Regions from separate parts of the Mus musculus genome. Here region 2 is linked to region 1. The links are chromatin loops, found by intact Hi-C in ENCODE. Cell type or tissue: gastrocnemius. All regions are shown on one strand. Each heading gives the region's core, and the rest is flanking DNA. Links, peaks and the distances in the headings are about the cores only.

Region 1 (5,382 bases), core at 132-5,131:
AAATCCATTCCACTGCCAATCAGAGAGGAGCCTTCTGTTTATCTTCCTGTCTTAGAGAAACTACTGTGGATCAGGCTGAGTGTGGATCAGGCTGGGTGTGGATCAGGCTGGGTGTGGATCAGGCTGGGTGTGGATCAGGATGGGTGTGGATCAGGCTGGGTGTGGATCAGGCTAGGTGTGGATCAGGCTGGGTGTGGATCAGGCTGGGTGTGGATCAGGCTGGGTGTGGATCAGGCTGGGTGTGGATCAGGCTGGGTGTGGATCAGGCTGGGTGTGGATCAGGTGTTTCCTGTCGTTGCTGTTCAGTCCTCAAGTGTTGGGTTCTGCATTTTTCTCTAACAAGGAAGCAAGGTCAGAGGGCTCTGTGACCTACCAGTTGTTGGGGTTGGGGACACATCCTGGACTCTCGGGGGGGAGGGGGGCTGTGGCAGAGCTTCTCCTGCTTCTGCTTGAGCGCCCCTAAAGTAGGAACTGAGTTGGGGGAGACAGAAAAATCAATGGGAAGCTGTTGTATGCAGAGCAAGGACAGAAATAACAAGAGAGACCCTGCCTCAAAGCCAAGGTAGGGAGACAGTGGGGCTATCACGCACTGCTTCCGCTTTGAGGGATTTTGAGTTTTTGTTTTGTTTTTTCAAAGTTACAATTGCATATAGAGATGTATCAGTTGGAATGTGCAAACAAATGGGAATATTAAAGAAAATCAGATATGTGGAACATGTCTGTCTGGCTATAAAGACAGTCTTTTAAGTGTGGACCTTAAAAAAATAGCTAGGAATTTCATAAATTCATTCTTTTTAATAGCTGAGTAGTACTCCATTGTGTAGATGTACCACATTTTCTGTATCCATTCCTCTGTTGAGGGGCATCTGGGTTGAAAAAAAAAAAAAAAAGAAAAGAAATGACTAAATTCAATGGAGGAACTAGAGAAAGCACCCAAGGAACTAAAGGGAACTGCAACCCTATAGGTGGAACATCTGGGTTCTTTCCAGCTTCTGGCTATTATAAATAAGGCTGCTATGAACATAGTGGAGCATGTGTCCTTCTTACCAGTTGGGGCATCTTCTGGATATATGCCCAGGAGAGGTATTGCTGGATCCTCCGGTAGTACTATGTCCAATTTTCTGAGGAACCGCCAGAATGACACCATTGCATACACTAGCAAGATTTTATTGAAATGACCCAGATGTAGCTGTCTCTTGTGAGACTATGCCGGGGCCTAGCAAACACAGAAGTGGATGCTCACAGTCAGCTAATGGATGGATCACAGGGCTCCCAATGGAGAAGCTAGAGAAAGTAGCCAAGGAGCTGAAGGGATCTGTAACCCTATAGGTGGAACAACATTATGAACTAACCAGTACCCCGGAGCTCTTGACTCTAGCTGCATATGTATCAAAAGATGGCCTAGTCGGCCATCACTGGAAAGAGAGGCCCATTGGACACGCAAACTGTATATGCCCCAGTACAGGGGAACGCCAGGGCCAAAAAGTGGAAGTGGGTGGGTAGGGGAGTGGGTGGGTAGGGGAGTGGGGGGGAGGGTATGGGGGACTTTTGGTATAGCATTGGAAATGTAAATGAGGAAAATAACTAATTAAAAAAAAAAGAATAAAAGGAGGTCAGAGGACCACCACAGGTTTCAGTCCCCACCTGCTGCCTTGCTTGAGACAGAGTCCCTTATTATTTTTGTGGCTGTATATAATAAGCTAGCTGGCGAGCCAGCTTCTATGGATCCTGCTGTCCCATCCCGCCACGCTAGGAGAGCAGGAATGACAGGAATACACACTATGGTGCTCCTTCTTTACTTGAATTGTAGGGCATCCAAACTTAGGTCCTTACTCTTGAGTGCCCAGTGTTTTACCAACTGAGCCATCCCCTGACCCCTAGGAGATCTTTAAGCAAAATGAATTCCACGGTTATGTAAGATCAAGCGGTATTTCCTCAAAGTGTAGCTGCTTCCCTTTAACAACAAAAGCCTAGCAGTCACAGGGGATGACATTGAATGACCTTCAGAATGTAGAAAGACAGTAGATAAATCTTAGATCTTACGTAAAGGTCTTCCCTCCTCTAAGAACCCTGGGGACACTGCACTAATTGGCTCCGATGAGAGGGGTCTTTCTGGTGTTTGAAAAGAATTACTCATGTTTGCTTTTGACTCCATTCCATTTCTCTAAAAACACTGATAAAAAAATGTTCTAGGCCTGAAAGGTGTTTGTGGAGATCCACAACTATCCTACTTAGATGTTTGGTTTTTTAGGTAAAACGGTGTTATTTCACAAGCCTCAGCCAAGCCTTTCACATCCTGTTGTCACGGTCAAATAAAAGCTTACGAAAGGCAGCAATCGGGCGGGAAGTCTGATACATCATCTTTTTAAAAACAAGCTTTCTCCCTTTTAAGTGGAATTTTATCCCACTTTTAGCCTTCAGGATTGTTTTGTTCACAAGAAGAATCACTGTACCATATTAGGCAACGTCTCTCCTCCTCACAGCTTGAGATGAAGATGAGGGCTTAGGTTCACAAGTTTGATTCCCTTTAAAGACATGTTTGAGTGGAAAGCTCTGTCCACCCTGTTTGATATCCTCTGCCGACCGACCTACCGCGTGACTGAACTAAGCTGAATTCCAAGTCTGTGGTCAGGGACAGCAGGCTGCTTAGGCATCTTACAGCAGCAAAGTTGTTCTTTGAGTCAACTTTGCCACCTAGTGGCCTGATGCGATCTTTCTATTCATGATGACATAGCTGCTGAGTGTTGTAATGAACTATGACAGAAAACAGACACACTCCTGTCCAAAGCAGAGACCCAAAATAAGCCCTGAATATGACATATACCAGATTTACAAAGAGGAAACACCATGTATCTGGTCTTTCAAAAAAAATGGTTGCAAACTGCAAAAGACTTCCCACGATTAGGATAAGAAAAAGAATAATTAAAGTGGAGATAGAATTAGAGAGCTGGAGAGATGGCTCCATGGTTGAGAGCACTTGCTGCTCTTGCATGGGACATGGGTTTGAATCCCAGCATCCGTGTGCTGGTTCACAGCCCTCTGTAACTACAGTCCCGGGGAATTGGATATACTCTCCTGACCTCTCTGAACACCAAACACACCGGTAGTGCACAGACTGTGCAAGCAAAACATTCACACATAAAATAAGCAAATCTAATTTAAAAATATAAAGAAATAGAAATAATTTAGAGTTCTGGGAGCAAGAAGTAACTTAGACTTTCCAAGTAAGAGGTTTAAAAGTTGAGAGTTTCGGCTCACTTTTCTGGATAGATGATAGGACTATATGCTTTGTGGACCAGAAGGACGAGAGAAGCTATAAGAAAATAGCTGACCTGAGACTTATTTCCAAATTTCTTACATTCTTTGATACTGTTGCTCAACTGAACAAGTCTAGTTGTTTTCAGTTTATAAAATATCATGTGACTGTCTGCAGGGAGGGATTTCTTACTGCCTGCATGACTGACTTTAGAAAAACAAGACTTTATTCATGTCTTTGCTCTCAGTTGTAGGACAGATCGTAAGCACATAGGCTGTGACTTCTGGATTCCACAGACCAAACACAGCAGCTTACAATAAGTGATTTTAAGGAGATTTGCTGATGCCAAAATTATTTTCTTTTAGTCCTACTCATTTTTTTTTAACTTTTTAAAAACAAATTTCAAGAGCCAGTGAGATGGATCAACACACAAAGGCACTTGCAACCACTGTTGACCTGAGGCACATTCCCAGCACCCACATGGTAGAAAGAGAGCACCAAATCCCCCAGATTGTCTTCTGACCTCCACCCATGCACCATGGCATATGCACCCACAATATGTATATCACATGTACAAAAAAAGATAAGCTAATAAATAAATATAATAAAAACACTTTAAACAAATTTATTTCTGTACAGTTGGCATTCACAACAAATGAAAAGAGTCAATGGTTTCTACCATGACACAGATTTACATAACCTGATACAGCAGATTATTGCATGTGTGGTCAGAGCAATTCAAATCCACTTGTTTGTTAAAAAAAAAAAAAAGTATAGTTAGGATTAGCTATAACCCTCAAGTTATATATTAGAGAGGTAGACTAGCCTAGAATATTCACTTGCTACTTTAACCAAATAGGTGAATCAAGAGCCATTATCTATGGATAATCAAATTGTTCCTTCAGAACTGCAGGGAACAAAGGGAGATTTTAGTAGTAGTAGTAGTAGTAGTAGTAGTAGTAGGAGGAGGAGGAGGAGGAGGAGGAGGAGTAGAAGTAGTATAAATGCAAGGTCGAAGTGGTTCTATTGATTCAGATGTAGCTATGTCTAGTGTTGAAAGGCCTGTCCTCAGATTGTATCTGTTTCTCAGGGTTTCACCCCATCCTGCTGCTACCTCATCTTCCATTTGCCTTCCCTTACTCTCAGATTTTGTACACAGATACAAAGGTGGTGAACAGCACCCAGCACCTCCAAAGACGAAAGACCTTTCTATCTTCCTAGCATCTACATGCATTGGCCAAGCTGATGCACTTTGTTTGGCTATGTGTCAAGTCCATGACTGTGGTCAAGGACTCGGGGCCAGGTGACAAATGCCTGTCTCAAACCTTGCTGGAAGAGTGTCAGCTTGGACACAAAAGAAAGCCAGTCATAGGAATCTGTCACCCTTTAGCAAGAAAGGATGAGAGACGACAGACAAGAAGCCTTGGGATTTCTGGATATTATGTTTCTTTATGTAATGAAATCCGCATGGTCATCATAAGACAAAAAAACAAGACACCAGAACATTATTCGTTCCCATGAGAGCAGAACCCTGAACCATGCCACAATGGCAAGGGACCCTTGCCATGGGTGTTAGTGCATGACACAGAGTAGCACTAAACTGGTAATATGTGTAAATAAGGTTGCTGTGCAAACCTGGCAGAAAAAAAGAAAAACTTTTTTAGATTCTGTGTCTAAGAACCTTTGCAGAAAATGAGACCCTAGGAAGATAAAGTCTCTCCAGAAAGTATATAAGAAATAAGCATGCTATCCAATGTTATAAAAAATAAGTATATCACATATTTCAATAATGTTTTAAAGATATGATGTCACGAGCTAAGGATGTAGCTCACTTTCTAATTCCCCCACACACACACCATGCAGGAAGGGCCTAGTAGATTCCTCAGGCCCAATTATACTAGGTGTGGTGAAACACACCTTTAATAAGAACACTCCAGAGGTAGAAACAGAAGAATAAGACTTCAAGATCATGTGTGGCTACTTGGTATGCTTGAGACCAGCCTGGGAGATAAATAGATAGATAGATAGATAGATAGATAGATAGATAGATAGATAGATAGATTGTTCCAAAACAATTAAGAGTAAACATGAAGAGGTGGTATTATGTGAAATGGTGGGCACTGTTT
Region 2 (5,382 bases), core at 89-5,088, 96 kb before region 1:
TAAAGAAAATATCTCAGAAAAAAAGAAAAAGAAGACATGTGAAGAAGGAATTCTTTCCTGTGCTTTCCAATGCACCATTCTAAGAGTAGACAGCTCTTCTGTATCAACCTCTGCACTAAGGAGGCCATATAGGGGGGTCCAAGGGACTGGCTGGCCAGTCGGTCTAGCCAGTTGGTAAACTCTAGGTTCAGTGAGAGATTCTGTCTCAGAAAATAAGGTGGAGAAGTAATTGAGGAAGATATACAGCATTAACCTCTAGCCTTCACACACACACACATATTTCTCAGGATATTAAACAAGGATTCTGAGAATTGCTCTCCTTTTTCTCAGTGGAAATAACAAAAGCCTTGAATTTCATGTGGTGCCTGGTCATTGTGACATTTAAACATGCACTGAGTTCTTGAAGATAAGTCCTTCAACTCTAGTCTGGAAGCCAGAAGGTTTAACAAGTCACATGATGCAAGCTGTCTAAGAGAATGTTCATATTAACAAGCAAGCAGACCTGCACTAATTAAAGTCCAAAAGCAGGAGACCTTCCTTTTGAGAACAACTACTGAAGACTCGGGCAACCACACTGTCAGAATAGCACGTAAAGAATTCCAATTCTGTGGAAACAGCCATTGGTACAGCAGCTGACAGACTATCATTTTGTCTTCCTGGGACTTGCAGGAAATGGAAAACAGACCAATTCACCTTTTACATTATGGTTCTCTGAGTATTTATGGCCTTGGCATTAGAAATTGATAGAAATTATGGTAATGGGAGAGTGGCAACATCCTGCCTTTCCAGGAATGTTTGGTTTTCCTTAGTGATGACAGCTTTATGGTTTTCTTGTGAAAATCCCCAGAAGGTGCCATTACAAAATTGACACCTTTTGAGATATTGCAAAGGCCAGTGGCTCTGAAGAGAGGACGCATATTATGAAACAGAAGCTGAATCAAACTTGGAAGTAAAGAATGAGATGCCCACTACAATGTGGGGAAATTGACTTCTTTCTTGTGATGCATGGTTATTATCCTTGAATGTCCTCCAGTTATTTATATAATGGACCACAATACAGAAATTGCTCTTTCTTTGCAAAAAAACAAACAAACAAACAAACAAAAACACACAAACAAACTAACACAAAAACAAAAAACAAAGACCAGTGCATTTTCTGGATCACATTTTCTTCTAGGAAATCCCCCAAGGTGGGGACATTTGAGCCATCTTGTTCCCATTTCCCCTGTTGCTCATCACTGCTCATGTTTGTCTACATCTGCATTAGAACTGCCTTTAGTTTTTAAGGGAGTTTATTTAGCATTTGGGTTTCCAGGGAGACAAATGACGGTGAAGTGTCTTGACAGCTTCACTCTGTAGTTGTTTGGTCCATGCAGACAATGCAAGCTCCTCCTCAAATGCTCCAGCTCAGCCTGGTCAGCAGTTCTGCTCCACCAATTGGTGCTTAGGACATGGCCACAGACACATGGTAATTCTTCAAACCCATCTTCCCTCACCTGTTACAATACTTCTTATTTCCATCTCAATTCATATTCAGATATTTTCCCTTAATTCTGTCCTTGTCTGGGATGTCCACAAGCTCCTCTCCATCAAATGTTATTTTCGTGGTGTCCTCATATTGCCCTTAATACTAGTAGTTCTTGCTAAGTCCCCTCCAAAGTCCTTAACTCTTCTCTACCTCTTACTCTTCCACAGTTCCAAAAGCATCTCCTGACAGTTCCCCTCACTCTCTTTAGATGTGAAATAAACACTGAGAATGAGAGTTGTCTGGACGGGGAGATGGATCAGTTGGTGTGGTGCTTGCCATGCAAACACAAGTACCTGAGTTCAGCCATCAGAACAAGAAGTGGGAGTGAGTGGGTGGGAGAGTGGGTGGGGGAGCGTGTGGGGGACTTTCAGGATAGCATTGGAAATGTAAATGAAATAAATACCCAATAAAAAATGCTACACACTCACACAAAAATAACAGTAACACCAGCAAAGGAGAGGTACAGACAAGTGGACCCCATCGGCTTGTAGGCCTTCCAGCTTAGCTTTTCTTGGTGAGTTCCAGGTCTGAGTGAGTTATCCTTGTCTCAAAAACCAAGCTGAAGGGTTGAAAAAGAACCGCTGGTGGTGTTCTCTGACCTCTACAGTCACACACACACATGAGTAAGAGCTAGTCTACATGGAAGTCTCCTGTGGTTCATGACACACTGGACTTCTCTTTGAAAACTTGCAAACGAGCAGATAAGGACACATATTTTGATGGGTGTAATGCAGTGAGGGCCAGACAGAGGGCAGAGTGGCTTGCCATCCTCTGACCATCTGGCCCCTAGTGTGCAAAAAACATGGCTAGCTTAATTGTGAAGCACAACTCACAAGTGTGAGCAAGATTTGGAAAGTATACCATTCTCTGCGAACCATTCACTGATGTACAAACTAAGCAGGCAAACTCTGTATACTGCAGACCCATGAGTAAGGAACTTGGCTTATTTATCTGAAGGAGCTCATAAACAGGTGTGACAAATGCAAACCATGAAGAATTAGGAGAATGAGAGGCAGATGAAGGCGCATAGGCTACTTAGCCTGTGAGCTCTCAAAATCTGCTTCTCTGTGCTACCCATAATGCCTGGGTAAAAGCCATGCACGCTCAGCTTTTTATGTGGGTTCTGGGGATTTGAACTGGGATCCTCATGTTTTGAAGACAATTGTTTTTGCCGTCTGAGACTTTTCCTCAGCGCCCCTTCCTCCATGTTTCTAAAGCCTCTGCTTAAGCAGAAGCCAGGAACTGTGGTGAGAAGGAAAAGGAGAGAGGGGGAGGGGGAGGGGGAGGAGGAGGGGGAGGGGAGGGGGAGAGGGGAGAGGGACAGGGACAGGGACAGGGACAGGGAAAGATGTCTCTTAATTGCATTTTCTGAATAATAGGAATAGAAATGCCATCTGTCTCATCACATTCTTGTAGTGACTAAATGAACTTGGGTACTTTAAGATGCTTCACAGAGTGTAAAACACTCTCCAAGGAAGATTATAATTAGCATCATCATTCTTATTAACTGTGCAAACTTCAAAGCACTTGATTTCCCTTATTGGTTAATTCTAAAGAGGTTTGCCTCTATTCTGTTTCTTCCTAGGATGCTAATAGTTGCTATTTCTCTCTCACATTTTAAAGGTGGGGGAGGGGTAGAAGATGTCTTCGGGAGCCAGAGCCTATGTTTTAAAAGCTTTTGATTCTCCAAGCTGTGAGGTAACCTAGGCTTCTCAGACACCTTTGCCACAACTACTTTCATAGGCTCCTGTCTGCAAAGCTCTGAGAGAAATGCTAAGATGTTGCAATAAGCCCTCAACTGGCACTGGTGCCCTTTGCCAAACTTTGAGCCACCAGGGTAGTCTCCATTCAGAATTTCTGCTGTTCTCATAAGAACCTCCTACCTTCCATTGCCCTGGCCCCTTTCACTTATAAAATGACTTGGGCATCGAGATGTTAAACAGACTTCTTGCCTCTTGTGGGATGGCACTACAGAGCATGCACATCTGTGACCAGGCAGAGATTACAGTTGCTGACCCAACAGCAGCAGATGGGTGTGCTTAACAAGAGAATTGGATTGACTGCAAGGATTAAACTGAGAGAGGCGGATGGATTAGTCAGCAAGATACACTGGGTTTCAGGAATGATGGCTTGTGGCTGTGAGTGTGCTCAGTGTCTAGCCATAGCTACAGTGCCTCCTTTAGGACGGGGCACAATACTATGTCTGCCTTTGAATATATACATGTTAGAGCTGAGGGTGAGCCTTAGTTGGTAGAGTGCCTAATACCATGCACGAAACCCTGGTTGGTTCCCCCAATAGCAAATAAACTAGGTGTCATGATGCGTGCCTATAACCCCAGCACTTGGGAAATGGGGGCCGGAGGATTAGGAATTCAAGGTCATCCTTGGCTACACTCAGAGTTAGAAACCAGTCTAGACTGGAAAGTTTGTAATACATCCCCTTGCCCTCCCACAAACACCCAGCTTTTGGCAATATTAGGTGCCTTCTATTATCTTTAAAGTAATAAAAATAATAATAAACTATTCATGGAAAAACCCAAAGAAAGTACCCATTCTGTTTTGAGTATAGCACCTGCCAAGACTGCAAAGCTGTTTCCTGGTCTGAGAATATTCCACAGGGCTTGGGGTGCCTTGCAGGTTTTGATGGTGATAATGATGAAAATTCCCATTTATATAATTTGTTTCCACTGTGTGTATGTGTTGATATGTATATGTGTGTGTGGATATGTGTGTGTCTCACTCTGTGTGTGTGTGCATGCACACATGTGTCACACATATACCAAGGAACATGTATGGAGGTCAGAGAATAACCTCTTGAACCAAGCCTACACTTTCTACCTCCCTCTGAGTATGTTCTCTTCATTTTTCTCTCTACAAGCCCTGGGCAAGCTGGCCCTCTGGCTTCTGGGGTTCTTCTGTCTCTGATTCCAATCTCCCCAGAAGAATGCTGAAGCACAAGAATTACATACAGCACGTGCTACTGTGGCAGCTCTTCACCTGAGCCATGGGGACTCCAAATGAGGGTCTCAAGTTTATACAGCAAGTGCCTCAGCCACTAAGACATCTCTCTGACCCTTACATAATAATTTCCTATTTGCAATCACAATTGGGTATTTGAACCCAAAAGCAAAAGACAAGGGTTTGGCTACAGATTACAAATGTTGGTCGTTAACCCCGTGAGTTCTCTGAGACAGGATACATTTTACTGGGCTAGAAGATGCTATGATCCTCTAATCTTTAAGACTGCGATTCCTCTTCATCTCCTTACAAAAAGAAAAGTAGCTGGAACTCCTTAAGATGTGCTTGTAAATAATTATTCTCTGGCCCTTTTATTAACAGGTTTTAGTTTTATAGGTTTATAGCAAGAATAATGTTTATAGATTCACACAACTTAAGAAAAAGGACACCCTGCTTAAAAGCCGTTGCAGCACTTTTACAGCATTATTTTGGCAAGGAATCCCTTCTAATCCACCCTCTCTGGAGTTTGGGCGTCAAGCCCTTAAATAGGAATGTTACAGGGGACTGGAAGGGGTGCTGCTTCTGTGAGGAGAGGAGCCTTGGAGAAGTGAATGGAAAATTTTGCCTCTGTTTACCATGAATGAGCCTGGGGTTCCAGCAATACGCTTATGCCAGATAGAGAGTATTTCGTTGGCTTCACAATCAGCTGCATTTGGATACTGACGTGAAATATTTTCTGTCTTTCCTCATTTTGTCTCAGATCTGTAAGTGCCCTGGTTAGAGTTCAACTCATAAGTTCCATCTAATAAAAAATATAATTTATGTCTTTTGGTCCATGTATGAGAGAATTACATGTGGTCCATTATTTTGCTTTACATGCGCGCGCGCACACACAC

Evidence for each region. Peaks named below come from ENCODE experiments on the same cell type or tissue, not always from the same donor. Only the 100,000 strongest peaks of a DNase experiment are listed, where the experiment ranks them.
Region 2: it touches region 1 in a loop (3-fold over the local background); 2 of 42 quality-filtered maps call a loop at or near these places.

The regions. Positions count from the first base shown.
Region 1 is chr13:9,879,781-9,885,162 of GRCm38, reverse strand. The region is part of intron 4 of Chrm3 (cholinergic receptor, muscarinic 3, cardiac); the gene reads left to right. Among named protein-coding and RNA genes, the nearest start is that of Gm40665, 86 kb to the right of the region's middle. In gastrocnemius, for the core only: a CTCF peak has its summit at 2,705 (motif pointing left); DNase peaks (open chromatin) are centred at 2,670 and 4,533; H3K4me3 peaks cover 291 bases; H3K27ac peaks cover 441 bases.
Region 2 is chr13:9,975,497-9,980,878 of GRCm38, reverse strand. All of the region lies in intron 4 of Chrm3 (cholinergic receptor, muscarinic 3, cardiac), which reads left to right. Among named protein-coding and RNA genes, the nearest start is that of Gm40665, 180 kb to the right of the region's middle. In gastrocnemius, for the core only: a CTCF peak has its summit at 2,263; no DNase peak of the experiment used is centred there.